2 separate regions of the Mus musculus genome follow, and region 2 is linked to region 1. Evidence: chromatin loops called from intact Hi-C (ENCODE). Cell type or tissue: left cerebral cortex. All regions are shown on one strand. Each heading gives the region's core, and the rest is flanking DNA. Links, peaks and the distances in the headings are about the cores only. Region 1 holds the start of Akr1a1 (aldo-keto reductase family 1, member A1 (aldehyde reductase)). Region 2 holds the start of Mmachc (methylmalonic aciduria cblC type, with homocystinuria).

Evidence for each region. A loop is a pair of places that touch in the nucleus more often than their neighbours do. Peaks named below come from ENCODE experiments on the same cell type or tissue, not always from the same donor. Only the 100,000 strongest peaks of a DNase experiment are listed, where the experiment ranks them.
Region 2: a loop joins it to region 1, with 2.5 times the contacts of the local background. A loop is called at or near these places in 5 of 42 quality-filtered maps.

The regions. Positions count from the first base shown.
Region 1 is chr4:116,636,844-116,651,853 of GRCm38, forward strand. Akr1a1 (aldo-keto reductase family 1, member A1 (aldehyde reductase)) reads right to left here and starts at 14,831. Exons shown (of 9, transcript NM_021473.3): 1 at 14,496-14,831; 2 at 8,661-8,750; 3 at 5,015-5,134; 4 at 4,148-4,299; 5 at 2,967-3,162; 6 at 2,118-2,317; 7 at 1,133-1,205; 8 at 919-1,005. The coding sequence starts at 8,744. In left cerebral cortex, for the core only: CTCF peaks have their summits at 5,509 (motif pointing left) and 7,660 (motif pointing right); a DNase peak (open chromatin) is centred at 7,666; H3K27ac peaks cover 246 bases.
Region 2 is chr4:116,702,137-116,717,146 of GRCm38, forward strand. Mmachc (methylmalonic aciduria cblC type, with homocystinuria) reads right to left here and starts at 6,249. Exons shown (of 4, transcript NM_025962.3): 1 at 6,102-6,249; 2 at 3,745-3,939; 3 at 2,371-2,523; 4 at 298-1,731. The coding sequence starts at 6,182. The coding sequence ends at 1,321. It overlaps Ccdc163 (coiled-coil domain containing 163), which reads left to right and starts at 6,459. Exons shown (of 10, transcript NM_026714.3): 1 at 6,459-6,958; 2 at 7,104-7,137; 3 at 7,302-7,483; 4 at 7,588-7,669; 5 at 7,965-8,148; 6 at 9,175-9,242; 7 at 10,236-10,303; 8 at 10,587-10,690; 9 at 11,952-12,013; 10 at 12,704-13,548. The coding sequence starts at 6,881. The coding sequence ends at 12,822. In left cerebral cortex, for the core only: CTCF peaks have their summits at 1,861 (motif pointing right), 4,991 (motif pointing right) and 6,510; DNase peaks (open chromatin) are centred at 1,871, 5,738, 6,351 and 6,828; H3K4me3 peaks cover 1,634 bases; H3K27ac peaks cover 1,434 bases.

The DNA.
Region 1 (15,010 bases), core at 2,989-10,988:
TGTGCCCAGATCTGGTTACTTCCTTACATATAGCAGGCCTCAACAAGTTCAAGAATGCTTTTTGAGTGCTATTATTTAACTAGAGAAAGTCAAGATAATAAGCACACTAAGACTCAGGTTATATTAATTACCCCTGAGCCATGCTAATTTTCTCCAATGACAAGAGAACAAGATCATTGGAACAGAGCTTGGTGCTGCCCAGAACTTGGTAGGCTGAGGCAAGAGAATGAGAATGGAGTTTAAAACCTACCTAAAAGGAAGGAAGGATAAACTCACAAGGCAAAGAAAGAGAAATCAGGCATGAGGAATGGCCGTTCAAAGTCAGCATGGGCTACATAGTGAGTTCCACAAAAATACCAACTACAGTGTTAAGCCCCCATATTAAAACACAAAACAAAACAAAAAGCTGGGCAGTGGTGGCTCATGCCTTTGATCCCAGCACTTGGGAGGCAGAGGCAGGCGGATTTCTGAGTTCAAGGCCAACCTGGTCTACAGAGTGAGTTCCAGGGCAGCCAGGGCTACACAGAGAAACCCAGTCTCAAAATAAATAAATAAATAAATAAAAAGGGAGCCAGGCATGATGGCACACTGATAATCCCAGCACTCAGGAGGCACAAGCAGGCAGATCTCTCTGAGTTTCAGGCCTTACCAGGCAATATAGTAAGACCCCATCATTTAAAAAAAAAAAAAAAAAAAAAAAAAAAAAACGGAAAGGAGGAAGACAGGGAGTGAGGAAGCAAAGCCAAGCACCGCACCTTGGGTAGCAGTTCCAACAACATTCTGTCCCTTCTCCAACCAGCAAGCCTGCAGCCAGACCTGGGCCACCACACTCCAGACCTCCTACTGAAGGGGCTCTAGTAGGCCTGAGCACATCACCTATTCCCTGTTCCCTGACTCTAAATGGTTACACATCCTTACCGTAATCATGGGCACAATATACCGCCAATTTTTGTTCAGAGCATCTAATTGTTTCATCTCCTCTGGGCTAAAGGTGAAATCAAATACCTGGTGGAGAGAAAATCAGCCTGTGAGTAGTAGCTGAAGTCTCCCAATACTGGCTTCTTAGCAGGTAGAATCAAGGCCAGAACATATCTCAACAGACTAAAGAAGACAGAACCTAATGTCCCAGTACCTGAATGTTCTGAAGGATGCGGGAAGGATTGATGCTTTTGGGGATGCAGATCACTTTCCGCTGAACCTGCCATCTACGTAAGGGATTACAAGGAAAAGGTGTTAGGATTGAGAAACAGCATCTTGACCTAGTTCCTAGACCACCTGCGCCTCAGAGGACTAGGCAAGATGACCCATGGTAGCCTCACTCTAGACCACAGAGCAAAATCCTTAGCCTTATTCTGGAGAATTAAAAAAAAGTAAAGTGAATACAGAAATTAACAAAAATGTAGTGTGTGTGTAGAGGGCAGTGGATCTGTGAGTTCCTGGCCAGCCTAATCTAGTTAAGGTTCCAGGCCTTTTTCTTTTTCTTTCCTTCTTCCTTTCTTCCTTTTTTTCCTTCCTTCCTTCCTTCCTATGTATGTATGTATGTATGTATGTATGTATGTTTGTTTGTTTGTTTGTTTGTTTTTTGAGACAGGGCTTCTCTGCATAACCCTGACTGTGAAATCCGCCTGCCTCTGCCTCCCAAGTGCTGGGATTAAAGGCATGTGCCACCACGCCTGGCCCTTTTTTTTTTTTAAAGATTTATTTATTTATTATATTTACATACACTGTAGCTGTCTTCAGACACCCCAGAAGAGGGCATCAGATCTCATTACGGATGGTTGTGAGTCATCATGTGATTGCTGAGATTTGAACTCACGACCTTCAGAAGAGCAGTCGGCACTCTTACCATTGAGCCATCTCTCCGGCCCCCAGGCCTTTTCAAATAAAAAATTCCCTCAGTCCCTGCCTCCCAAATAGAACTTCTCAAAAATGTCCCATACCAGACAGGCAATGGTGGCACATGCCTTTAATCCCAGCACTCAGGAGGCAGAGGCAGGCGGATTTCTGAGTTCAAGGCCAGCCTGGTCTACAGAGTGAGTTCCAGGACAGCCAGGACTGCACAGAGAAACACTGTCTAGAAAAGCCAAAAAAGGAAGGAAACAAAAAAAGTCCCATACCTAAGCAAGATCTGAGCTGGAGATCGGCCATGTTTTTCAGCTAGTGCCAAGACTACTGGTTCTTCAAGCAGGACTGGCTCATCAGGATGGCGCCAAGCACGGTCAGAGGAACCCAAGGGGCTATAAGCAGTCACCTCCAAGCCCCGTGCGTGACAGTGGGCAATGAGCTCATTCTGAGCCAGGTATGGATGGCATTCCACCTAAAACAAGGAAGAGCCTTCAGCACAGGGTGGCCACACCCAGATTACCTGACCCCTTCTACACTGAGCGGAATAGCCCTCCACTGTTAACCTCTGCTGCCTTAAAGCTCGCTTGTTTTCACTGGTGAGTTCATTCTCTTCCAGGACTTCAAATCCACTTTTTTTTTTTTAAAACTTAATGTAAATTTTAATTTAAAAACTAAAGGAAACATCCACATAGAACAATATGTACATATTTGAATACACACACAAGTCTTGCCACTCTCGTCCCTCGATGTCATTTATCATCCTATCCTCAGCATTAGCTGTTACCTAGGGTTTGTTTTTGGGGGGGGGGGGGTTGTTTTTGTCATTAGTAATTCTCTTTTCTTTACAGTGTTACTAAATACACAAAATTGTCCCCTTAAGAAACAAGTTTTATTTTTAAAATTTCATTTTCCTTGTACTGGAAAATGAAATTTTAAAACTCTATTTTCCTTTTTTTTTTTTTAAATTAGGTATTTTCCCCATTTACATTCAAATCCACTTTTATACAGAGAATTTCTTCAACAACACCTCTGACAACTTGCCACCTCCATTAAGGAGATTCCCCACTTGATTATTCATGCTCTGCACACACATTTTCCTTTGGTCTGTTTGTAGTGCTCACCTGCAAGACAGCTGGGCGCACAGAGGCCACACTGAGGACATCATCAATCTGCCGACTGTTGAAGTTGGACAAGCCCAGGGCTTTCACCAGCCCCTTTGCCACCAGTACCTCCAGAGCCTTCCAGGTCTCTTTATAGTGAGTTGAGTCATATCTGACAGTTCCATCGGCATTCTTGGGAAAGGGATTGTCTCCCCGCCTGAGTAAACAGACCCCATCCCCAAGTGTCAGCAAAAGTCAGGCTACTGTCCTGCCTGCCTATCCAGCTATTCTGTGGACCACACCATAAGACCAAGGGATAAAGTGACAAGAATTAGGAACTGCAATGCTTTCTTATCCTTCTAGTTAGAACTCAGGCAGGGGGCTGGAGAGATGGCTCAGCGGTTAAGAGCACTGACTGCTCTTCCAGAGGTCCTGAGTTCAAATCCCAGCAACCACATGGTGGCTCACAACCATCTGTAATGAAATCTGATGCCCTCTTCTGGGGTGTCTAAAGAAAGCTACATTGTACTTCCATAAATAAATAAATTAAAAAAAAAAAAAAGAATTTAGGCACTTCATCTACATGGAATGCCCATCCCTTCATATTCATAGCACATGCTTTCTATGTTTGGGTTTTGTTTTGTTTTGTTTTGTTGGTTTTTTTGTTTTTCAAAACAGGGTTTTCCTAAGTAGCCCAGGATATCCTGAAACTAGTTCTGCTAGCTTTGAGCTCAGAAATTCACCTGCCTCTATTTCTCAGGTGCTAGGATTAAAGACATGTGCCATCATGCCTCATTCATAGGCCAGACCCTATCTCCTCCCCTCTAGCATAGCTTCCTTAATGTCACTTTCTCTGGGGGGTTGGTAGGGGTTCTGCCCATCTGACAAGGGCACAGTGCTTACATAAGACTACTCACACCCTCCTCTGCTGAGAAATTCATGGCCAAAATCTTAGGGGTGCTACTTCAAAAGAAGAGCATCATGTGTGGAACACTAGGGTACGTGCTGGGTGCTACTCTCTTCATAGACCTAAACACCGGGCTGCAGGAAAGGCAAAAATCCCATGGTAAGGAACTGCCTCTGCTTGCTCCTGCCACTGATTGGTGTTCTTACCCTGCTCTGCAGCTGTGAATATCATCAATTACCAATGCTACCACACCCACCCCTCAACTTCCAGAACACGTTGTAGAAACATGGCTTACTCAAAGGCATAAGGCCAGTGCATCAAATAGAGGTCCAAATACTCCAGTTGCAGATCAGCCAGTGTCTTCCGGAGGGCAGGTTCTACATCCTCAGGGTGGTGCTTAGTATTCCACAGCTTGGATGTCACAAACAGCTCCTCTCGAGGGACTGCCTGTGAGAGAGGCAGAGGCCACTGTGAGAAGAGTCCTGAGCACCCAAACTTACCTACAACACCTCTGAGAGAAAAAGTGTGCCTCGGAATGTGACCCAAGGCAAAACCATAACTTACTTAAAGTAAGTGGTTTTCTTTTTCTTTTCTTCACTTTTCCTTTTTTACTTCATGTGAATTCGTGTTTTGTCTGAATGTAGGCCTGTATGAGGGTGTCAAGATCCCTTAGAACTGGAGCAGTAGGCAACTACAACCTGCCATGTGTATGCTGAGAACGGAACCCAGGGCCTCTGCAAGACAAGAGCCATATTCTCCAGCCCTTTTGTCCAGACAGAGTTCCTCTATGCAGCTCTAGCTGTCTAGGAACTTGTTCTGTAGATCAGGTTAGCCTCAAACTCAGAGATCTGCTTAGCTCTGACTCCTGGGTGCTAGTATTAAAGGTGTGCACCATCACCACCCAGAGAGGTTTTCTTTTTAGTGCCACCATGTTACTCTTAAGTAACTCTTTGCAGATAACAATGTCAAAAGATTGAGCATGCTAGGAACTGATGACAGTTTCTCTTATCTAAGACCAAGTCCCAGCTTCAGCCCTAAATTCTCATATCCCATTTTTTCTATCCCCAATTCTTTTTTTTTTTTCTTAATTTCAAAATATGTATTTGTTACTGGACAGAAAGGTAAAGTATGTTTTTAAATAATAATCAGCCTCCATTCTTACCTTGCCTGACCCCACACTCTCCTTCAGGGCCTCCCCAATCTCAGTTTCATTGCCATATACAGAAGCACAATCAATGTGGCGGTAGCCTGCGCTAAGGGCATGTTTAATGGCTGCTTTCACCTGCATTGAAAAGAAGAGAGAAAAAAGATTTCAGTTCTACACTGGTCTGAACTGGTAAGGGAGAAAGATTATATGAAGGCCACTCATGAAGATCAAGGTGAGAAGATGAATAATGATTCCAGACTAGGGTATTGCTCACTTGGTAGAATGCTTGCCTAGCATGTATGAAGCCCTAAATTTCTCTAGAACAAACAGACTGTGCTGGCTTAAGCCTATACATCAGCACTCAGGAGATAAAGGCAGGAGGCGCAGAAATCCAGGCTCTAGTCTGGAGAAATGGCTTAGCAGTTAAGAGCACTGGCTGCTCTTGCAGAGGTCCTGAGTTCCATTCCCAGCAACCACATGGTGGCTCATAACCATCTATACTGGGATCTGATGCCCTCTTCTGGCCTGCAGGTGTACATGCAGATAGAGCATTCATACATTAAATATATAAATCTTTTTTAAAAGAAATGAGAGAACAAAAAGGAAGGAAGGGAGGGAGGGAGGGAATAAGGGGGTTAGGAAGGAAGGAAATTCCTAGGCTAAGGGCCAAGGCTGTGCAGAGAGGCACATCAGAGAGCCACACATAATGGAGTAAGCTCTGAGATCCCAGGCTAGTAAAAAAGAGATGGAGGGTAGGAATTAAAAAAGGCTTCTTAAAAAATATTTTAAAAATTCATTTATTGTTTTACGTTTATGAGTGCATGTATGTATACACATGCACACCTGGTTATCTGCAGAAGTCAGAAGAGGGCTCCAGATTTCCTAGAATTGGAGTTATGGATGGCTATGAATCACTATGTGGATGCCGAGAGTCAAAGCAGGTACTACACAGATCAAGTTCTCTTAACTGTTAAGGCATCTCTACAGCTCCCCAATATCGCTCCCCCACCCCCAAAATAAGTCTTCTAAAAAAGATCAGAACAGAAACTGGAACTAGAGCCCCTTAATGGAGAGAAGAAAGCAGAGACCAAGTAAAAGAATAGGTCAATTAATCTGCAAGAACCAGGTTAATCTAAGCACTCAGGAAGCCAAGGCACGAGGATTACCAAAAATTCAACTGTAGCTTGAGCTACACAGTGCAACAAGTACCAGGCCAGCTAAGGCCATTCAACAAGGCCCTGTCTCAAATACAACCATAAAGTGTTAAGAAGATACCTTAGTTGGTAGGATGCTTGCCTAGCAAGCACAAAGTCCTCAAGTCCTATGTTAAATTCCCTAAATGACCTGGGCATGATGATATATTTCTATAATCTCACAACTCCAGCAGAGGTGGAAAGATCATAAATTCAAGGCCATTCTCAGCTACACGGGAAACTCAAGGCCTAACTGGGTGATGTGAGACCTTTTCTCAACCAACCAAACAACCAACTAACTTCTGAGTTCAGCTCTTACTAAACAGATACTTTTTTTTTATCCCCTCCCTAGGCTCCTGCCTCCTCCATAACCCTCATAGAGAACTCCCTTCCTTAACCCAGTTCCTTCTCCCTAGGCTGTGTAGAGTGCCTGCCTAGAACACAGAGACCCTGACTGTACTCCAGGGTCCTCAGAAACTGGTAAGGAATGCAAAAAACAAGGCAGTATCTAACTACAGTAGAGATAGTAGCTTAACTCAGAAGCCTGACTTCCTAAGCGTGATCCCTAAACCTATATTAACTCTAACTCAGATTTCTAAGGAAAAGGGAAGGATAAAGATTTAGCAGCCTGTAACACCATACTCTGGTAAGACTTTTACTTTATTTTCATTTTGGGGAGCTTTTTGAGACAGGTTCACATTTGGTAGCTCAAGTTGTCTTAGAACTCAGTAGGCAGCCCAGGGTCCATAGCACCCAGCACTCCCAAGTACTGAGAGAACAGGCATGAGCTAAAGAGCTTTGGTATTCTTTTTTTGGGGGGTTTTTTGTTTTTTGTTTTTAATTTTTTTTTTTAGATTTATTTATTTATTTATTATATGTAAGTACACTGTAGCTGTCTTCAGACACTCCAGAAGAGGGAGTCAGATCTTGTTACAGATGGTTGTGAGCCACCATGTGGTTTCTGGGATTTGAACTCCGGACCTTCGGAAGAGCAGTCGGGTGCTCTTACCCACTGAGCCATCTCACCATCTCAGCGGTTTTTTTGGTTTTTCGAGACAGGGTTTCTCTGTATAGCCCTGGCTGTCCTGGAACTCACTCTGTAGACCAGGCTGGCCTCGAACTTAGAAATCCGCCTGCCTCTGCCTCCCGAGTGCTGGGATTAAAGGTGTGCACCACCACCAGCTGGCTGAGCTTTGGTATTCTTAATGACTGATTACATATTAAATGGCTATATAAGAGTACAATCAGCTGGACATCGTGAACATGCCTGTAACCCCAGTCCTTGCAAGGCTAAAGAAAGCTGCGCTTTAAGCTCCTGAGTAATATAGGATGAAAAATCTCAAAGAACAAGAATAAAGTCACCCCCATTCTGAATCCCATTTTAAAAAAATCTAAAACCCTCGCCTGGTACTGGGGCTATAGAGACGGCTCCGGGATTAACAGTGCTTGTTGACAAGAGTTCAGTTCCCAGAACTGACAACAGATGGCACCCAACTACACGTAAGTGCAGCTGCAGGGAACCTGATGCCTTTCCCTGGCCTCCACAAGCTCGCACTCTCACTTATGTATGTATACACACACACACACACCACACCCCCCACTCACACAAACACACAAATAAAAATCAAATTAAATCTTCAGAAAAAAGAAAAAGATGTCAGGCATAGTAATCCCAGAACTTTGGAAGCTCAACTATTGCCTGAGCTGAGTTCCAGGTCAGCTCAGGCTACATAGAAAGATCTTGTCTGGGAAAAAAAAAAAAGAAGAGAGGGGATACTGGTGGTCAGAATGTACTCCTCCCATGGATGAAACTGCCAAACAATTTAATTTAAAAGTTCAATTAAGGGGCTGGTGAGATGGCTCAGCAGGTAAGAACACTGACTGCTCTTCCAAAGGTCCTGAGATCAAATCCAAGCAACCACATGGTAGCCCACAACCAACCGTTATGAGAGCTGATGCCCTCATCTGGTCCATCTGACAGCTACAGTGTACTTAAGTACTTATAATAATAAATAAACAAATCTTAAAAAAAATGTTCAATTAAAACCTTATTCATAATTCTTGTCTATACAGTTATCCCAGTAACTTCTCAAGTTCTGAACTATGCTCCTAACTCCAAAATGTGCACTTGGGAAAGGCCAAGGTCTCAATAAGCCCGCTGTGCAGGAGATGTGACCACAGTATGCTGAGGTAAGTAATATACTGAGACTCAGCTTAGGCCTGGAAACAAAGAGGCTCCAACACCACCATAAGACTCTGCTCCTTAGTAACCCTGAGTCCCTCCTTAGTTAGCTGGAAAAACTAAGGGCTCATATTGTCCCTTCCTCCCTCATCTCTTCACTATCTTCATCCTCACCAGGAACAATAATGCAGCTTATTGTTGGAAAAACTCAGGGCCCGTCTTGCAAATCCCCCCTTCTCCCTGGCAGAGATTCAACAAGTCTCCCCTCCTTTTCCCAATCCCTCACCTGACCAGGCTCACTCTTCCATGTCCCCAGACCAATCAGAGGCATCTTCTGTCCAGTGTGCAGGAGGACACTGGAGGCCGTCATTGTCCCCTAAGACACAGACAGGAAACAAATGGTGAGGAGGTTAGCACTGCTCGGAGCCTTAGCTGTCCACCTTTGTAAAGCATACTTCAGGAAAGGGTGGAGACAGGAGCAGTGGCAGACATGGGAACAAACACCTCATATCAGTGCCTGTGTCTGTCTCTGTAGACAAGGTACATGAACTCAAGCAAACCCAGTAGCTCCTGAACAAACGCTAACGCTAACCAGACTGGCCTTCACACAAGGCTAAAATGAAGGTCAGTGTTCAAAAGCTCCAGTTTCTGAGGGTGGGAGTAGCGGTGGTTCAGCACTTGTCTAGCATGTACAAGGCCTAAGACGTCATCCCCAGCAACACACGCATACCACAAACCTAGCATAGAGATAGCCTGCAATGCCAGCACTCGGGAAGCTAAGGTAAGAGGATCAAAAGTACTAAGCCAGCTTGTCTCAAGAAATTCAAAACCTTTCCCAGCACTCAGAAAGCAAAGGCAGGTGGATCTCTGAGTTCTAGGGCAGCCAAGACCACAAAGAGAAGTCCTGCCTTGAAAACAATTAAAAATAAAAAAATAAAATAAAAAGACAAGAGTCAGAGGCCGGGCAGTGGTGGCGCACACCTGTAATCCCAGCACTTGGGAGGCAGAGGTAGGGGAATTTCTGAGTTCGAGGCCAGCCTGGTCTACAAAGTGAGTTCCAGGACAGCCAAGATACACTGAGAAACCCTGTCTTGAAATGCCAAAAAAAAATAAAAAAATAAAAAAAGGACAAGGATCATTATGACACAAAGATTTCCTAACCACAGGCCCAGAAAAGGATGACTTCTCTGAAGATGAAGTTAAGGTCTTCAGTAGGAACATGTCTACATCAGCAACTGAAGCTTTAACAGAGTCTCTCTGAAGCCCTCTCACACGTCTGACTGGCTCAGTTCAGAGGCTTGAGTGGGCTCCTTCAAGCGAAGTGTAGCACTTACCATTTCTCAGATGAGAAAATATAGGCAGCAAAGTGTAAGACTGTTATGACCACAGTGCAAGTGTGCCTTTGTTTCAGGAGGCTGTTATGACTACCTTACGATGACCACCTTGCTCTGTTCTACTGCCTTAACTTTGCCGGTTTCCCTGCTAAATCCCCCATTTGGAAGCCCCAATCTTCCCCACATCCAATGCTGACCTTCTGAACCTTAGAGGGAGGCAGCCTGTGCACAGGAATAAAAGTTTGCTTTCATTAATTTGGTCATGGTGATTTGACTCAGTGGTCTTTCACCTCCCATCTTTGGAACTCACAATAGCTCAGTGATAGGATGCTGACCAGAATGTTTGGGACCCTAGGTAGGTTCCATACCTAACAAGTGGGGAGGAGACTGAACAGTTATCAAAAAGAGAAAAGAGAATATTTGCTCCAAGAGCCAATCAAGTAGAAATAACCTTTCTCTCGATCTTATCAGTACCATAAATATTCTCCTGGTGCTGATCTAACTGCCAATAACATCTTCATAAATATGAACTTTGTTTCCAAGTTTTAAAAGATTATGGGAGGGCAGGTAATAATGTAAGTCATGAATAAACAAACACACCAAAACTGTCTTTTCCAAGTATTTCTGCCAGAAAGAATTCTATTGCTTAGCATACAAGCAATTTTTTCTGCTCAAAGAAACCTCTGAGACCATGGTCTTTGTAACCGTGCACTTCCTAGGGATCAAGCAAGCAGTTCTATGGCTAGGTTCCTGGGCTTGATCTCAAACAATAACCTGTTTACTTCTCCCAGCACTTGAGAAGGTTCTGAAGTTACAAGGGTGGAGACTGCACAAAGGCCTAGCTTACAGGGAACACGGGGAACCTTAATCTTGCTTCTTCATTCCTTTTGCAGGTGAAATTGAAAACCAGAGGAGTGGGACAAAAGGCAGGAAGAACAAAGATCTGTAGAGAACTTCTGGGAAGGGGATGGAAGGGCCACAGCAGAAGACAGACTTCCAACAGGACAGAAAGTAATCCTCTGCAAGTCTGCTTTAAGCAACAGCTTTCCTGTATAGCTAGCAAAGTTGCGAACAAGACACAAAGAACATGATACTTACAGAAGGGTGTACTGACTTGGAGGACCTCCCTCCCCTCTGCCTCCCACCAACCTCTGGACTTTCTTCTCAGTCCTCTTTTCTTTCCTTTGGTCAAGTTTGTGTTTTCAGTAACCATCTAAAATAAACTCTGACTTTTCCTACACAGTTTCACATGTTTAAGTCTTCTGGGCCTTTTTGCTAGCATGATCCACAGGTATCTTGAGAGACTAAAACTATCTCATCAGATCCATCAGCAGAGTGCAGCATCATCTAGGCTCTAGAATTACACAAACTTCATTTGAATCTCAGCTCCACCATTTCAAGAGTCTGCTCTTCATTCTCTGCTTTCTGTATACTCAATTCACCAGAGAGCCAAGGCCTTGGATGGCAAATATTGAAACAAACCAGACAGAGCCAGGCAGTGGTGGTACACAACTTTAATTCAAGCACTTGGGAGGCAGAGGCAGATGGATCTCTTGAGTTTGAGGCAAGCCATATCTACATGGGGAGTTCTAGGACAGCCAGGCCTACACAGAGAAATCCTGTCTTGAACCCACACCTCCTGAAAAAAGGAAAAAAGCCTGAAGTTATGCTCTGACCTCTACACCCATTCATACAGTAATAACAAAAAAATTCTTAAAAATAAAACCCGCCGGGCAGCGGTGGCACATGCCTTTAATCCTAGCATTCAGGAGGCAGAGGCAGGTGGATTTCTGAGTTTGAAGTCAGCCTGGTCTACAGAATGAGTTCCAGGACAGCCAGGGCTACACAGAGAAACCCTGTCTCCAAAATCAACAAATAAATAAATAAAACTCATCTTAGGAGGTTTTTATCTTCTCTTGCACTTCTAAGAACCCTGCTTAAAAATCATCCTAAATTGGGGGCTAGAGAAATGGCTCAGTGGTTGAGAGCACTGACTGCTCTTCCAGAGGTCCTGAGTTCAATTCCCAACAACCACATGGTAGCTCACAACCATTTGTAATGGGATCTGATGTCTTCTTCTGGTATGTGTGCTACAGTGTTCTCACACAGATAAACTAAATCAATAAATTTTTTTTGGGGGGGGGGGTGGTTGGGTTTTTTGAGACAGGGTTTCTCTGTATAGCTCTGGCTGTCCTGGAACTCATTTTGTAGACCAGACTGGCCTCGAACTCAGAAATCCACCTGCTTTTGCCTCCTGAGTCCTGGGATTAAAGGTGTGTGCCACCACTCCCGGTTCAATAATTCTTTTTAAAAATCATCCTAAATATGTTATATTGGCCCAGATCTATTTTCTGCATTAAAAATTCTGTTGCTAGCCCATCATGGTTGCTTGTTCCTTTAATCCCAGCACTTGGGAGGCAAATCAGGTGGATCTCAGCTCAAAGCCTGAAAAGGAGGGCAAAACAGACAAATAAACAATAATAAAAAAACCAAAAAAGCCCAAGCCTTCAAATCTCCAAAAATATCCACTTCCTGAGTTAAGTGGAAGGGTGCACATCTGAGGCCAAGTGCAACCTACACGTTCACGGTAAGACCGCATTACATACGAAAGCCCTTCTCAAAAACACAGAAAGTAAATATAAAAAATTATATAAGCTGGGCCCTGGTGCCTGCCTTTAATCTCAGCACTTGGAAGGCAGAGACAGGCAGATCTCTGTGAATTCAAGGCCAGTCTGATCTACAGAGCAAGTTCCTGGACAGCCAGTACTATAGAAACCCTGTCTCAAAAAACAAAAACCCCCAAAATACATACATGCCTTTACTTCCAAATGCTGTGATGTAAATCTTTTCCAGTAATATACATAAACCTCCACTGTTCCTGCCCTAGCTGCAACCTCTACCATCCCTTGACTAAACCAGGAAATATTTTTAATTTGGACTTAATCAAAATACATCCACCAAATCCAATCATGTGATTCCTTGGCTTAAACTGTTCAGTAATTCTCTCCAGGTTAAAGTCCAGACTCTTTAAAACCTAGGTCCCACATTTCTCATTTCGCTGTCTCATCATTTCAGATTGAGAAGCAAGCTCCACCTGATTCCAGGTATCGGCACATTTTCTTTCCCCAAACTTCACACTTGCCTAGCTAATTGTTACTTACCATTGAGCTAGTACATGGAAATTCTGGTTCCTCCCTGAAACTTCTAATCACTTTCTCACATGACTGTGTGTGTGTGTGTGTGTGTGTGTACTGATATACACTGTATATCTCACTGCATCTCTTTGTTCATAAGGAGGTTTCCCCCAGCCGGGCGGTGGTGGTGCATGCCTTTAATCCCAGCACTTGGGAGGCAGAGGCAGGCAGATTTCTGAGTTCGAGGCCAGCCTGGTCTACAAAGTGAGTTTCAGGACAGCCAGGGCTACACAGAGAAACCCTGTCTCGAAAAAACAAAACAAAAACAACAAAACAAAAACAACAACAACAAAAGGGTTTCCCCCACAAGCCAGGGTCATTTATCTGAACCCTTTACCATGCGCACACAGAAGTTAATTGAGGGGAGACCTTGAATACTGGGGCTTTTCTTTTGGATTTGGTTTGGGTTTTTTCCCCAGATATGGTCTCATGTAGCCCAGGATGGTCTTGAACTGTCTGTAGCCAAGAATGGAATTGAACTCATGATCCCCCTGCGTCTCCCTTCCAAATTGGCTTTATAGGCAGGAGATACCATGCCATGCTAGCTGGACAGCTTAGCTTGCTGGAGAAGCACCTGAGGAAGTCACTGACTTCGGTATCTTCAATCCATCTTGGAAAACCAAAGAAAAGTCATGTATCTATGTGTGTCAAGGGGCTGGGGGACAATCCCAAGGCCTTACACACGCCAATTCTACCTCTGACCTACACCTGTTAGTATTTTACTAACTTTGAGCAAGTACTAAAAAAAAAAAAATCTGGGTTGGAGGTGTAGTTCAGTTGGTAAAGGGCTTGTCCGGGGCGGAGTTTGACTCTAGTTCCAGGGAATATGTCCCTTTCTTATGACCTCCATGGGCACCAGGCACCCACAAGGTACACATACTTACATAGCAGACAAAACATTAATTTTTAGCAAAAATTCTTCAAAGAGACTCTGTCTCCAAAACTACCTATAAATAATAACCAATTCTGCCGGGCAGGAAAGATTCATACTGGAATTAAACCTGTATCGCTGCTGAAGTGCAACCTGGGAAAAGTTAACAGGCCTGATCAGAAGCTGAGCAGGTCCTGCGGTCCTACGAAAAGTCTAAACAGTAGAGTCCATTAATGGTAGGCTCGGTAATGTGAAGATTCAAGTATTTTCACTTTAAAAGGCTCCGTAGCGACAGGAGATGTTCAAATTTTCTCAAACCTAAGGCAGAGGCTTGAGCAAGCTAATCTCTCCCCACTTCCGCCACTTCCTAGGAATATCCCTGTACCGCCATTAGGAAAGGCAGAGCGCCTAGAAATTTCGAGCAGATGACCAAACAAAGAGATGGCAAAAGCACGAGATATGCACCAGACACATTCAAAGGTTTATCCCAGTCCTCCCTACAGCACTAATGATTTCCTTGCTCATTCCAACTCTGAGGAAACCGAGGTCCAGAAACACGTTATCTGAGAACAGAATAGGAGGAAGTGCTCAAACGCGAAACTAAATCGCATCCCTCGACGTGCTGGCGCCATTCGCTCAATCCTGGCCCTGACCTGTGGTACTGAAGGACCCTCGCCTTTAACTCAGGAGAAAAAGACGAGTCAGCAGCAGGAAGAACTCACCTTGGCAGTGAGCACAGGCTGTGGAAAAGACAAAGTGGCCCGAATTCAGCTCTGCACTCCAGTACTGAGGCAACAGGGCCCGACTTAAGTCCGGCGGAGAAGCGGCAGCCCCACCCCAGGGAGGAGCGAGGGCCCGGCTCCCAGAACTACGCGCAGGACGGAGGAGACCCCCACTGTCCTGCGAAGTAGAAGAGGGAGTAGAAGCCAAAGCTGGGACTTTGCACATTCCTCCCCTGGGAACCTCTCACTCCACCACGAACGTCTGGAAGGGCCGGGGTCCCGAAACTGTGCATGCGCACAAGCTACGTGGACAGTCTTGGGTGGCTGGCCGCGCCCACAACCGGCCCACAGTGCACCGCGCAGGCACCTCTCTAGGCATAGATTCTTATACTTTCTGAAGAGATCCTCTATGATACCTAGGGGGTCCTTCTGGCCGCCTGTCTTTCTTTCTCTAAAGTGAATTTGTCGGAATCCCCGAGCGGGCCTGATACAAAGTTTGACCAAAAAATACAGAA
Region 2 (15,010 bases), core at 1-8,000, 62 kb after region 1:
GCTCCGGGGTACTGGTTAGTTCATAATGTTGTTCCACCTATAGGGTTGCAGATCCCTTAATACCCTCAGTAGTTTGCTTCTCCCTCCCTGTTGCAGGGTTTGGAGGGCGGGGGTGGATTCCTGTTCAAGGAAACATGATTGAGTCTGAGACTGGTCTGTCTCCTGTTTTAGTTTTCAACAAGTAAAAACAGCACATTACAATTTACCAACTAACCTCCCTGGACCCTGGGAGTGAAATTTGAAATATCAGAATTGGGAAACTATCTCTGGAATCAACAAACAGGCAAACAAAGTTGGTGGCTTTGGATATGATTGTATTCAACTACTTGTATTTTAGCTGTGATGAGAGAATATTCCTTTCTGATCCTGTAAAGTCAGGAAGTTTCTTCTGGATTCTTGGTTAGGGTTGACAAAATAATCCTATGACATCATGTCCTTCCAACATTCCAGAATTCAAAGTACATCTATTTGAGCATAAGTATAAGATTGCCTGAGCCTTTAGTAATAGCACACTGTAGGTCGGGGCAGTTTCAATGTAGTTTACTTAAATATTAATTCAGCATAGCTCAATGTGGTGGGTACCCCTAGGAGCTGCTAAATCTGTGATTCTCAGCCCCCAGGGGTTGTTGAACAACCCTTTCACTGGATTCCCTAAGACAATTGATTCATAACTAGCAAAATTATTAGGTAGCAACAAAAATAATTTTATGGTTGCGGTCACTACAACATGAGGAACTGCATTAAATGATAGCAGCTTTAGGAACGAACAGTGAGAACCATGGTTCTTAAATAGTATCTTAAGAGTACTACACAAAGCCGGGCTTGGTAGTGCACGCCTTTAATCCCAGCACTCGGGAGGCAGAGGCAGGTGGATTTCTGAGTTTGAGGCCAGCCTGGTCAACAGAGTGAGTTCCAGGACAGCCAGGGCTACACAGAGAAACCCTGTCTTGAAAAAACAAAAAACAAAAACAAAAAAATAGTAATGGGCATGAGTCTAATATTTGAAGTCAACTGCTGATTTTTGAGTCTGCCTTGGCATATGATTTATCTTGACCAATGTAAATTGAGTCTTGACTGTCTGAAGCACTATTATCAGGAAATCCTACCTAAAATAAAATGGTTTTTCCACAGTGCAAAAAATCAGCACTCTGGAGAAGACAGAGGCAGATGGATCTCTCTTAGCTTGAGGCCAACCTGGTCTGAGCTACATAGAGGAACCTTGTCTCAAAAAAACTAAAAAAGGAGAAAGTGTTTTTTTCAAAACCCAAATCCTACTTAAAATAAATCTACTATGAGTGGGATCCTGAAGGGGAAAAGTTATCAAGGGCCTGGGGATACAGGTGGTGAGACACTTGGACTCAGCCAGCTTCGAGCTCTCCTGGAATTCTGAGGTTTAGTAAGCAAGGAAAGAGGAAGCTCAGATGTAGTGCTAGGGTGTTCTGAGGGTTGGGCTAAGCCTAATAGGGCCAAGCGTTGGGCAGGTGGGGTGGAAAAGTAGATCTTCTGTTCTTCGGAGTACCGTTCTTCAGGAGTCACAGCATCACGGTAAGTCCAGTCCCGCCAATGGAAATTGAAACCTTCAAGCAGAGTGATGCGGCCAGCTCTTGTAGGCACACAGTCAGGGGGCTTTCTGGGTGGCAAATTTGGCACTTCAATCCCTGGCAGCAACATAACCCCTCGGATGGCAAACCAGCCCCCAAATCGGGGGTGTATGCACACACCTGCTATGTGCTGGGGAGAGGACAAAGAAAAAGCAGGGTTACAGAGGTCATTTTGACACTAGGTTCAACGACTATTGGAAACTTTTTATCCCCCAAGTATGGGTATGAGTGTTTTGCTTGCATGCAAGCAGTACCCACAGCGGCCAGCAGAGGGTGTCAATCTAAAAACGAGTTGCAGATGGTTCTGAGCAGCCACGTGAGTGCTTGGGATTGAACATGGTTCATACAAAAGCAACAAATGTTCCTAATCTTTTTCTAATTCTTTCCCACTCAGTGCACACTCATTCCATGCAGAAGGCTCTGTCCCTTCTATTAAATTAAGAAATCTAGGGCTGGAGAGATGGCTCAGTGGTGAAGAGCACTGACTGCTCTTCTGAAGGTCCTGAGTTCAAATCCCAGCAACCACATGGTGGCTCACAACCATCTGTAACGAGAACTGATGCCCTCTTCTGGTGTGTCTGAAGATAGCTACAGTGTACTTACATACAATAAATAAATAAATCTTTAAAAAAAAAATCTAGCCGGGCAGTGGTGGGGCACACCTTTAATCTCAGCACTTATACAGACCTTATATTGTAGGGGATCCTTTAGGAGCCTTTACTATCCTTTCCCTTGGTCCCCACCCACTCATTCACATTCACTCTCTAACCTGGGTCCCCCATGGGTCTGCATCCACATCTTGTCGTTGGTAGTAATAAGCAGCACCTGCCACATGGGCTGCTGTCTGGGCGAGAATCTTAGGTCGCCGATTGGGGTGTACCTCATAGTCAGCAATGACTTCCATATGCACTTCTGGAAACTTCTGGAACAGAATACAGGGCGCTTGTTAGCATGATGGGAGTCATGATTTTGTTCTAAGTCCTAAGTTATGTATTAATATGCCTTCTGTTTTTATAAGCCCAAGGGGATTTTTTTGTTTGTTTGTTTGTTTGTGTGTGTGTGTGACCGGGTCAGAATGACCTTGAACATGCTTTATATATCTAAAGATGATCATGAATTCCTGATTCTCCTGCCTCTATCTCTCTACTGCTGGAATTCACCATTAAATGTCTGTTTGAAGGAAAAACAACTTTAACCTAAGGAGCTACAAAGTGAAGGATTTTAGAGTTTCTCTGCCCCCTCAGAAGGGCCTGTGCTTGAAAGGAAATATAAAAGCCTTGCTCAGAAGCCTCCATTATAGGAGTTATTGAGTTGTCTGTGGCAATTCTAGAGTGGAAAGACCTAGAATGTATATGTAAAGATTTATGTGTATATAAATGAGTACAGGCTGGGAAATAGTCTTCTGCCTTCAAAGGCTCCACAGACAGCATAGAACCCAATGACTAAAGTCAATGACCAATGACTAAAGATGTTGGATTACTAATATTCCAACATCTTTAAGATTAAGACTAGAGGGGCTGGTGAGATGGCTCAGTGGGTAAGAGCACCCGACTGTTCTTCCGAAGGTCAGGAGTTCAAATCCCAGCAACCACATGGTGGCTCACAACCATCCATAATGAGATCTGACTCCCTCTTCTGGAGTGTCTGAGGACAGCCGCAGTGTACCTACATATAATAAATAAATAAAAACAAAGGAAAAAAAAGATTTGTAAAAAGATTAAGACTAGAGGTTCCTCTAGTTGTCTATCAGTGTAGTCACCCTACGAAACTGATTTCAGATGGGGAGTCTGCTAAAGGAAAGGGTAAAACCTGGGTGTAAGAAGTTGCAGAATAGGGGGCTGGTGAGATGGCTCAGTGGGTAAGAGCACCCGACTGCTCTTCCGAAGGTCCGGAGTTCAAATCCCAGCAACCACATGGTGGCTCACAACCATCTGTAACAAGATCTGACCCCCTCTTCTGGAGTGTCTGAAGACAGCTACAGTGTACTTACATATAATAAATAAATAAATCTTTAAAAAAAAAAAAAAAAAAAAAGAAGTTGCAGAATGTCAGGGCTCCTAGCCCTAAGGCTAGATTGTGCCCTAAGCTAGGTCAACAGGGAAGCAGATGTGGATTTGGGAGTTGAAGGAAAGTTCCACATTACCTCTGTAACACTCCTCAGGTGGTAGGACACACATTGATCCACCGGGTCTCTCAGTGTTTGGAAGTGGCAGCTCTTTAAGAAGGGTTTGAGGGCTCTGTCAAACATAGCAGGTGTGCTGAGTACCAGGAAGGCCAGGGTAGGTCCTGGGAAGGGCAAGTGGAAGGCTGGAGGCAGGAGTTCATTGTACCACGCCACCTGGAACACAGAAAGCTCAGGCAGTTGGATCTCTGAGTTTGAGAACAGTCTGGTTTACAGAGCAAGTTCCAGGACAGCCAGGGATACACAGAGAAGCCCTGTCTTTTTTTTTTTTTTTTTTTTTTTTTTGGGGGGGGGGTGGGGAGAATTAAAAAAAGAAAAAAGAAAAAGAAAGAAAGAAGCTGGGCGTGGTGGCGCACGCCTTTAATCCCAGCACTTGGGAGGCAGAGGCAGGTGGATTTCTGAGTTCAAGGCCAGCCTGGTCTACAGAGTGAGTTCCAGGACAGCCAGGGCTACACAGAGAAACCCTGTCTCGAAAAAACAAAACAAAAAAAGAACCCCATCCCCCCGCCCCTCTCCCCCACCAAAAAAAAAAAAAAAGGAAAGAAAAAAAGAAGGAAATGCACTAGGGGAAGGCTTGAGAGATTAGTAGGAGAGAGGTTGGGCCTGGCCTTACATATCAACTTAAAAACTATGGCACCAACTTGGTGAAGATGAGGAGTCATTTAACCCTTAAAAGAATAAAGTGACCAATAATTGCATTACTAAGATCTGGTTGCGCTGTAGAGAATGGATTGGAGCCAAGATGGCAGCAAGGAGATTATAATAATTCATATGTGAGAAGTGTTCTGGGATATAGGATAGGTTGGTGGGCTAAAAACAACAACCTGTGTTTGGAAGATTCAGGTGATATTCATGGTGGCTGTTGGATATAGGACTGGAAAGGTGAGTAGCAAGACCTTAGGAGACAGGCGGGGCTAACTCTGCTCAGTATAATAGTTCCTATTATCCAGACTAGACACACACAAGTTTAAAATAAGATGGGGTCTCACTATAGCTCTGGCTGACCTGGAGCTTGCTATGTATATCAGGCTGGTCTGGAAGACTCGGCCTCCTGAGTGCTGGGGTCAAAGGCTTCAGCCACCATGCCTCACATTCACATAGGCACTTCTATTCTTTCCCATATCTGCCTTCCATCACTACCTTCCATCACTGCCTCCAAATTCTGACTTTTAAAAAAAGATTTAGTTACTTATTTTATGTATGTGAGTACACTGTAGCTGTCTTCAGACACACCAGAAGAGGGCATCAGATCCCATTACAGATGGTTGTGAGCCACCATGTGGATGCTGGGATTTGAACTCAGAATCTCTGGAAGAGCAGTCAGTGCTCTTAACTGCTGAGCTCTCTTTCCAGTCCCAATCTGACTCTAGAATGTACATAATTCTCCTCTCCTTTCAATCCATCTTTTCATATACATTTCTCTGTTTTTGTGCTGGTGACTGAGATTTGCAAATGCTAAGCCAGCACTCTAGCTAGCTAGCCATCCACCTATCAGATAAATTTCTGATAGATGGATAGATAGATATACATCTCACTTAGTTTTATAGCCTCAGCTTTCAATTTTGTTTTTGCCTCATTACTAGGAATTGAACCCAAGACCTCAAGCATGGCTTTCAAACTAGACTTAACTTCTCAATAGTATCTTCTTACAAGTCTTCCCCTGGAAAGCTCAATGGCCTAGGAATCTTAAGATAGGCCAAAGGACACAGGCGGATTTTAGTTTGTGTCTTAAACATAATTTTGTTCACTCAGCACTGTGGGAGGAAAGTGTGGAATAGGGCGGGGCTGGGTGGGGTGGAGAGGGACTGTGGTTACAGAGACTTCTGTACCAGGCGAGCGTGAGGAATTTCTATGCTCAGTCCCGTATTGATGGCAAGCAACACCATGAATTAGCCTTCTGTTGGCTGGCCGAACAAACTAGCCAATTGTCTCTTGTTCAACATTAGGAATACTCTTCTCTCTTCATCTGATCGAGTACACTGTCACACCAACCTTCCAAGTTTTGACCTCTTCTAATTCCTTTGGAAGAATCTGATGATCCCGCCCACACCGGGAGACCGTTTTCTGGTAAATTATAATGATGACAGGTTAGGGGATCTTGGGCTGTATCCCATTCATTTGTTTGACATCATAAAGACATAAAAGGGCAAACATGTGTTTCTCTACGTTTTTTAATCAAGCCCCATTTTACAACACGACCTGGTCATCAGATGGCTGCAGTAGGTTGAGAGGATCAGAAGGGCTCACCGGCCTTCACACTTTTGGCACCAAGGCCAATCCTAGAGCTCACCCTAGGACCACAGGGAAGACAAACCAACCTGGAAGGGATAAACTTCGAAGCCAAAAGGACACAAGGTGTCCTCAATCTTCTGCTTCAGCTCTGCGACTCGCGGCTCCATAACGCACGCTGAACGCTGAGCTTGCTGGGAAATGGAGTCTCATAGCTAACTTAGGCTTGTATGCGTCCATCAGGGCTGGACTACATTTCCCAAGAAGTAAAGGAATAGTAACGGACTCAACTGACTCTGCACGGTGCATCTTGGTACACGTAGTTACTTTTGTCCTTGTAGCCCAAACATAACCGAGTCTGGAAGACTCCGTGTCCCGACGAGCTTCACGGGAGGTGTGAGTGTGAACGCACAGGGCACGTATTTCCAGGGAAACGTATTTCCGCCCTCTATTGCCTGTGGTCTCCGCAAGAAGCGGACTCAGTTTCCCGGGTGGCGCTGCGGCACCGGTACTTAAAATCTCATTCTCCGCCTACCAGAGTTTGAACTCTTGAGCGGCACTTGTCACTTGTCTCAGTGGTGATAGCGTCCTTGATTTGTGGAGGTCTCAACCAAAATTCGGTTCATTCTACCCTCTCGATATTATTCTGTTTTCTTCCCCCCTCCCCGACCCCCCACTTTTCAAAGTACTCTGTTCCGTAGTTCTAGATTCACAGTATTGCTATCGCACTGTTTCTGTAGCCCTAATATATTCCCACTTTCCTTATTTCCATCTAACTCTGTGGCTTGTCCTGGGCTGGCCCGCGGGTATCTGAGTGTGGAAGAGCAAGAACAGGGAAAGTTAGAGACGCAATTTCAAGTGCTCCAGGATGAACAGGAGCCCTAGCTGGTCTGATCAGCTTCATGCGGTTCTCAGTTCAACTGATGAAAATATGGCCCGGATTAAGGTAAGAGGGGGACCTCTGGGATCCCCATCTAACCCCTCCCATTGGGAGGCTAGGCTAGGGCTTAGTAAAGGGCACTGAGAGCTCACTGGCTTGTTGAACTGTTTGCTGGTTTTTTTTTTTTTTTTTTTTTTTTTTTTTTTTGTAGCAGAGTTTGTATCCCTTTCGAGTTTCCTCTACAGGTAAGTATTGTCTTTTCTCCCAGCCCTTTGTCTTCTCAGAGCCTCCTTTCTTTCAGTGCCTGCCTGTACAGCTCACAGTTCTGTACAAATCCCAGCTACTTCCTGTCCTCTGATTTCCTACACAGACAGACCCTGCTCTTGTCCCTTCCCTATTCCCACAATAGGGGACCTGGCTGACACCTGGACTTCTCATCGCTTACCTCCTCAGCCAGAGGCCCAAGCTCAACAGCCTTGGGCTCTAAAGACTCCCACTCTTGGAGAGAGACTGAGCTGTACTGAAGCCCACAGCTCCTCTCTCTGGGATGAAGTTACTAAACTCCGATCCCAGCTTCAGGCTCAGGCTCAGGTGAGGTATTAGGGGTATGTACGTGGTGATAATGTGAGACGAGAATATTAGGAGTTGGGACAATGACTTAGAAAGGAATGTCTGGGTTTTCTCTGCTTGGGTAGGTGACTGAGGCGCTGAAGCATTCTGTACAGAGCCTGTTGAAGGATCGGGAGCAACATATGTTCAAGATCAGTGCTCTAGAAGGTATTGGGCCAATTCTTTTCTATGTATGGCACACAGAGTTTTAAAATGGAAACCAAGAGTTTTGCACATGCTAATGATCTGTGCTCTACCACTGATGTACATACAGCTTTCGAGTTTTGCACATGCTAATGATCTGTGCTCTACCGCTGATGTACATACAGCTTTCGGTTGTGGGGCTTAGCCTTTTAGTGAATGGGTGAGCTTCTCTCCCTCCAGCCCTACACAGCTTTACCTATGTGTCATTTGCTCTCATGTGAGTCTCTTAGAGCCACTGACCTTACTTTCCCCTCTACAGCATCACTAAAACTGCTGCAGGAGGGCCCCAAAGGGAGAGCCCTTCTGGAGCAATGCCTGGAAGGGCTGAAAAAGGAACTGCAGGGCCTTCGGAGTCAGGTTCAAGAGCTAGTCCAAAACCAAATGAAAGCAAGACCAGGAAAGTTGGGTCCTGCCAGTGGCTTTCACCAAGAGCTGCAGAGTGAGTAAGTGATGGGCAAGGCTTCACCCTTTTGGTTGTTTGTTTAAGATGTGCTTCTTGGGGGCTGGAGAAATGGCTTAGAGGTTAAGAGCACTGACTGCTCTTCAAGAGGTTCTGAGTTCAATTCCCAGCAACCACGGGTTGGCCCACATCTGATGACCTCTTCTGGCCTGCAGGCATACATGTTGTATATATAATAAATAAAAATTTTTTAAAAATGTGCTTCACTCTTCCTCTACTCCTTCTCCTCCTCTTCTTCTTCCCCTTACCCCTTTCTCTCCACATGTTTCTGGCAGGCCTCTCCTCTCCTCTTTCTCTGTTCTCTCTCTCTCTCCCTCTCCCCCTTTCCAACTCCCCTTCTGTGCCCTGAATAAACTCTATTCTATACTATTTTTTAAAAAATGTGCTTCTTGGTGTCACACAGTTTTAGTTCTCGTGCTCAGAAGGCAGAGATGGCCGGTCTCTATGAGTTTGAGACTAGCCTGCTCTACATATTGAGCTATAGGCCATCCAGGGTTAAAAAGATCTTTTTTCAGAAAACAAAAAGGACACACAAAAAAGTGTTTTAGGTGTATGAATGTTTTATACCATCATGTGGAGGCTCAAAGAAATCAAAGTTCTCTTTAAGAGCAATTGTTCTCATAACCATTGAGCCATCTTCCTAGCCCAAAACTTCCTCTTTTGAGGCTTCTGAGCTCCTAGCATAAGATGTTTGGTGTAGCCGGGCGTGGTGGCACACGCCTTTAATCCCAGCACACGGGAGGCAGAGGCAGGCAGATTTCTGAGTTCGAGGCCAGCCTGGTCTACAAAGTGAGTTCCAGGACAGCCAGGGCTATATAGAGAAACCCTGTCTCGAAAAACAAAAACAAAAACAAATGTTTGGCCTACTCACTTTGTTTCTCTGTGATGTTGGCTATTGAACCCTGGGCCTAGTACATGCTAAGTAGATGCCCTTATCATTAAGTTGTTATCTCCAGCCATTCTGGGTTTGTTGTTTGGTTCTAGAATGACACTGCTGTCACTCATGTAGGCACCAGGTTTTGTGGGAAGAGTCAGAAATTCTTCGGGAGGAACTGAAGTTGCTTCGAGACCAGCTGAGTGAGTGAAAGATTGAAAGTGGTTTTTTGTCCTTGTTTTGGAATATCTTCTTTTTCTTCCAGTAAGTGACATTACTTCTGACTGTTTGAACTATTGAAAAGTCTGGCATATTAGTTTTGTTATTTTTTTTTAATTTATTTTTATTTCATGTGCATTGGTGTTCTACTTGCATGTGTGTCTGTGTGAGGGTGTCAGATCCCTTGGAACTGGAGTTACAGAGAGTTGTGAGCTGCCATGTGGATGCTGGGAATTGAACCAGGATCCTTTGGAAGAACAGCCAGTGTTCTTAACCACTGAGCCATCTCTCCAGTACTCCACCCCCACCTCCCTTTTTTTTTTGGGTTTTTTTTTTGGTTTTTTGAGACAGCGTTTCTCTTTATAGCTCTGGCTGTCCTGGAGCTCACTTTGTAGACCAGGCTGGCCTCGAACTCAGAAATCCGCCTGCCTCTGCCTCCCGAGTGCTGGGATTAAAGGTGTGTGCCACCACGCCCGGCCCTTTTTTTTTTTTTTTTTTTTTTTTTTTTGAGACAGTGTCTCTACATAGTTCTGGCTGTCCTGGGATTCATTGTGTGGATCAGGCTGATCTTGAACTCACAGAGACCCATATGCCTTTGCTTCCTAACTGCTGGGATAAAGGCATGTGTTACCACCCCTGGCTAGGCAAATTATTATTGATATTATTATTATTATTATTATTACTATTATTTGTATATTTTATAATTTAAATATTGTGTGATGTTGGGTATCAAATGCACAGGGCTTTTTACTTGCAAAGTGTCTGCTCTACCACTAAGCTACACCTTTAGCCTTTGGCAAAATATTTTATTTTGCTCTTTATCTCTCATGTCATTTAGTCTTTCCCATCACCTTGGTATCTTCCCAGCAGCTGGACCAGAATGTGTTTAAGTTTCTACCACCAGTCTGGTCACAAAGCAGTGAAGAAAAAGGAATGAAGTTGGAGAATGGTCCCCTTATATTCTGTCTTATTTTCAGGCCAACATCAGGAGTTGTTGCTGGAACAAATAGCTAAAGGGCCCCAGGTTCAGGCCCGCAGCTGGAAGGTAGGACAGGGTTAGATCGGACTCCACATAGTTCGTCCTGAGTCCCCATCCTTGCTCTACAGAAAGGGCTTGGATGTCTTCTCCCACCTCCATCTCTCTTTCATTATTTCCCTTGCTGACTCCACATCTCTCCAAAGCAGTTCTTCCCAGTCTCTTTGCTGTAGACATGATTCACTGTCCTTGCCCACATGTAGGTTCTCATGTGTCAAGGAGGGGGTTGTGGGAGGGAGTTTCCCTTGGAAAGAGAGAGATTTAGCCCTCCCTCTGCACCTCGGTCTGGCAGAAGTTGGAGCACCTGCAGAGTGACCAGATGGACAGGGTTCATACCTTGGAGGTTTCCAGTACAGAGGCCCATGATGCCCAGAAGGAAGAGCCCTACCTCCTCAGGTCAGATGTGTGTGCTGGGCTGTTACAGGGGGTTTGTGTTGTAGAGGTCAAGCAAAGTTCAGCTACCCTAAATTTGGCCAAAATTGGTTAGGGTGGTCAGTCTGAGTATCTGGGTTTATATTCATAAGAACAGCATTGGATAGTCTAGCTTAGGCTGTCTTTGAACTCCTGGTCCTCCTGATTTACCTCCCAAGTGCAGATGTTACGGGTATATGTTACCAGACTCAGTTTTTTTTTTTTTTTTTTTTTTTTTATCTATTTTTATTGAGATGGGTGGGTTCCACTGGGTAGCCCAGATTGGCCTCAAACTCACCAGCCTGCTCTCTTTTGTTTCCTACAAATGAACAACAAGCGTGTGCTATTATGGCCACTAGTATTACTGAAATTTTTTTTGTATTTTTTTTTAAAGATTTATTGATTTATTATATGTAAGTACATTGTAGCTGTCTTCAGATACTCCAGAAGAGGGAGTCAGATCTCGTTACGGATGGTTGTGAGCCACCATGTGGTTGCTGAGATTTGAACTCTGGACCTTCGGAAGAGCAGTCGGGTGCTCTTACCCACTGAGCCATCTCACCAGCCCTTTTTTTTTTTGTATTCTATTTATTTATTTAGTCTGCTTACTTGTGGGCATATGTAGCATGAAGTGCATGTGGAGGTCAGAGGTCTGATAGGATTCGGTTCTCTCCTTCTACTGTATGGGTTTTGAGGATCAGCCTCAAGTTGTTAAGCTTGGTGACAAGCATGTTTATCAGCTGAGCAACCTTGCTGGCCCCAGTATTAGGCATTCTTCATTTGATTCAGAGTTGTGAGATATATATATATACATATATATATATATATATATACACACACACACACATACATATATACATATATATATAATTATCTGTATATATTTTATTTATATGAGTACATTGTAGCTGTCTTCAGACACACCAGAAGAGGACATTGGATCCCATTACAGATGGTTGTAAGCTATCATGTGGTTGCTGGGAATTGAACTTAGGACCTTTGGAAGAGCAGTCAGTACTCTTAACTGCTGAGCCATCCCTCCACCACAGTGACATATCTTTACATGTCTGATCAATAGTGGAGGGGGTGGGGTGGACTCCTGGCCTCAGAACAGAAGGTTTTATGCTGGAAGAGTATCCTAGGTCCATCCTCTGCTTCTGACTGTTCTCTCTAGGAACTCCGTTCCTGCCCAGCAGTCAAAGCTGCCTCTGGCACGAGCTTTCACCATGTCTCTTTCTTCATCCAGCTCTGAAGTCAGTCTCCCAGACTGTGGCCGTAGCTGGGAACTTTTAAAGAAATTGGATAGGGGTAAGGACGGACTCTGAATGCCTCCTGAATGAGCTGTCTAATTGTTTGACATTGTCTTTTCTTTGTGAATCCATCTACCTATGTTATATCATGGAGAGTAAAGCTACTTTATTATTTGATATTCATTTAGTAAAAGGCAAAAGATTTATGTGATTTGAAGAGAAACCAAAGTAATTATTATTTAATATTTATTTAAAAGTCAGGTTTTGTTGTGTAGCTCAGGCTTGCTATGTAACCCAGACTGGCCTTGAACTCAAAATCTTCCTGCCTCAAGTTCCTGGTGTTAGGATTACAGTCATGGGCCACCACATTTTCATTTAACCACTTAATTGTAGTTGGGGCATAGGTACAGACAGATAGTCAGAAATCGCCAGAGAATCAGCACATTCAGATCAGGCCTGTGTGTCTTTTCCAGGGTGGTCCAGGGCCTAGTTCTGTGCATGGCAGTCTTGCTAATTTCTTTCTTTTTTTGGGGGTTGGGGGGAGTTGGCTTTGTTTTTTGCTTTTTTGTTTTGTTTTGTTTTGTTTTGTTTTGTTTTGAGACAGGGTTTCTCTGTGTAGCCCTGGCTGTCCTGGAACTCACTTTGTAAACCAGGCTGGCCTCGAACTCAGAAATCTGCCTGCCTCTGCCTCCCGAGTGCTGGGATGCTAATTTCTTTTTAAATTTAATTTTATTTTCCTTCATCTTAGAACTCCAGAACAACTCCCTTCCTAACCTGGAACCCAGCAGCTCTCAGTTCCATGCCTGGAGTCTAGGGCAAGAGGACCTGTTCCTTGAGGGCCCCACGATCTTCCAGAGTGACCTGTAAGAACTTGTGAGAAAAATGAGGTGCAGCTTCTATCCCAGGCAGCCTCCTCATCCTCTCCGTTCATGCCCTCTTTACCGAGGCATCGCACTGTGCAGCCAGTCCTTCTCCCTGGCTAATTCAAAATAAAGTAGCTTCATTCTCCCTGATGTGTTCTCTGTAAATCTTGCCCCACATGGGATAGGCTGGGCCATACCTTTCCTTCTTGTTACTTACCTGGTTCCTGTGACCCCTGCCTTTGAAATCTGACAATCATAGGTGCACCTTTGACTGAGCTCCAGTGAACTTGGGAAGAAATGATCTCTTGTTTGGTGAGTAGAATAGGTTAGGATGTTGGGAGTATTGAGGTGATCACAAAGGAGAGTGTGATGTTCCGGTGGGCACTAGATCCAGTCAGTCACACTGCTGGGAGGCTTACCCCAGCTTCTCCCTACCTCCTCACCCTCAGTAGCCCAGTCTGTATGTCTACAGTTCTGTTTCTCTGAAATCGAGTTGTCTTCAAAACAAACAAACAAAAGCCAACAAAACCAAAATCTCTATTTCTTATTTTGAGAAAGGATCTGTTTAAGTAGCCCTGGCTGTTCTGGGAACAGGCTCTCCTTGAACTCTCAGGGTTCTCCTGCCTCTGCCTCCCTAGTCCTGGCATCAAAGGTGGGCACTGCTACACCTAGCCAAGAAGTATTTTTTGCTATAACCTTCTTGAGGAAATAAAGAGTTCCATGATTCAAATTATACTATTTTTATTTTTAAACATTCTTTTATTACTTTATGTGTATGGGAATTCTGCCTGCACGTATGTCTATGCACCATCTGCGTGTAAGGTCCTGAGGGGTCAGAAGAAGGCATCAGATCCTCTTGAATTGGACTTATACACGATGGTGAGTTGCCATATAGATGCTGGCCATCAAAGAGTAGTAAGTGCTCCTAACCATTGGGCCATCTCTTTAGCTCCTTTTTAATTTTTTGAGGCAGGGTTTTCTTTTTTTAAGGAGATTTATTTTATTTATATGAATACACTGTAGCTGTCTTCTGACACACCAGAAGAGGGCATCGTATTCCATTACAGATGGTTATGAGCCACCATGTGGTTGCTGGGAATTGAACTCAGGACCTCTGGAGGAACTGTTAGTGCTCTTAACCACTGAGCCATCTCTCCAGCTCCTTGAGGCAGGATTTTATGTCACACAGATTGGCTTTGAGTGAAGTTGACTGTCTTAGTTACTTTCCTAATACTGTGATAAAATGCCACAACCAAGGCATCTCCTAGAGGGAGAGTTGTCTTGGGGCTTGTAATTTCACAGGGCCCAGCACCATCATGGTGAGATACATGTCAGCAGCTGGTGGGCTGGCACGACACGAGCAGAAGCCGAGATCACAACCATCTGAGACTACATCCCATCCACGAGCGGGAAGCACAGAGGGTGCACAGGGACTGGCAGATCTTTTGAAACTTTAATGACCCAGTGGCACACCTCCAATAAGACCATACCTCTAATCCTTCTGAAAGAGTACCAACAATTGAAGAACAAGTGTTGAAAATATGAGCCTATGGGGGGCACTTCTCATTTAAACCACCACAATGACCTTGAACTTTCTGATCCTCTTGCTAAAACCTAAATTCTAAAATTGGAGGTATATGCTGCCATACCTACTAGTCTGCTAGCTGGCTTGCTTGCTGCCACCCACCTGTCTTTTCCTTGCAATGGCAGGGATTATTGTACCCAGAGCCTCATTAAATGCTAAACAAGGGGGCTGGAGAGATGCCTCAGTGGTTAAAAGCATAGACTGCTCTTCCAGAGGTCCTAAGTTCAATTCCCAGCAACCACATGGTGGCTCACAACCATCTGTAATGAGATCTGACGCCCTCTGACACCCTCTTCTGGTGTGCATGAAGATAGAGACCGTGTATTCATATACATTAAAATAAATTTTAAAAAACATCTTTAAAAAATGCTAAACAAGTGGTAATGCTATACCTCTGGTCCATTTTTATTCAATTTCATTTAAAAAATGCCTTATACATATTTCATGTAGTTATCTGAAATAATTATAAATAAATAAAGGTTGTGGTATATACCTGTAATCCTACCACTAGGGAAGTGGAGACAAAAGGATCTGGAGGGTTTTTTTTTTATTATTTATTTTTATGTATATGAGTACATTGTCACTGTCTTCAGACTCACCAGAAGAG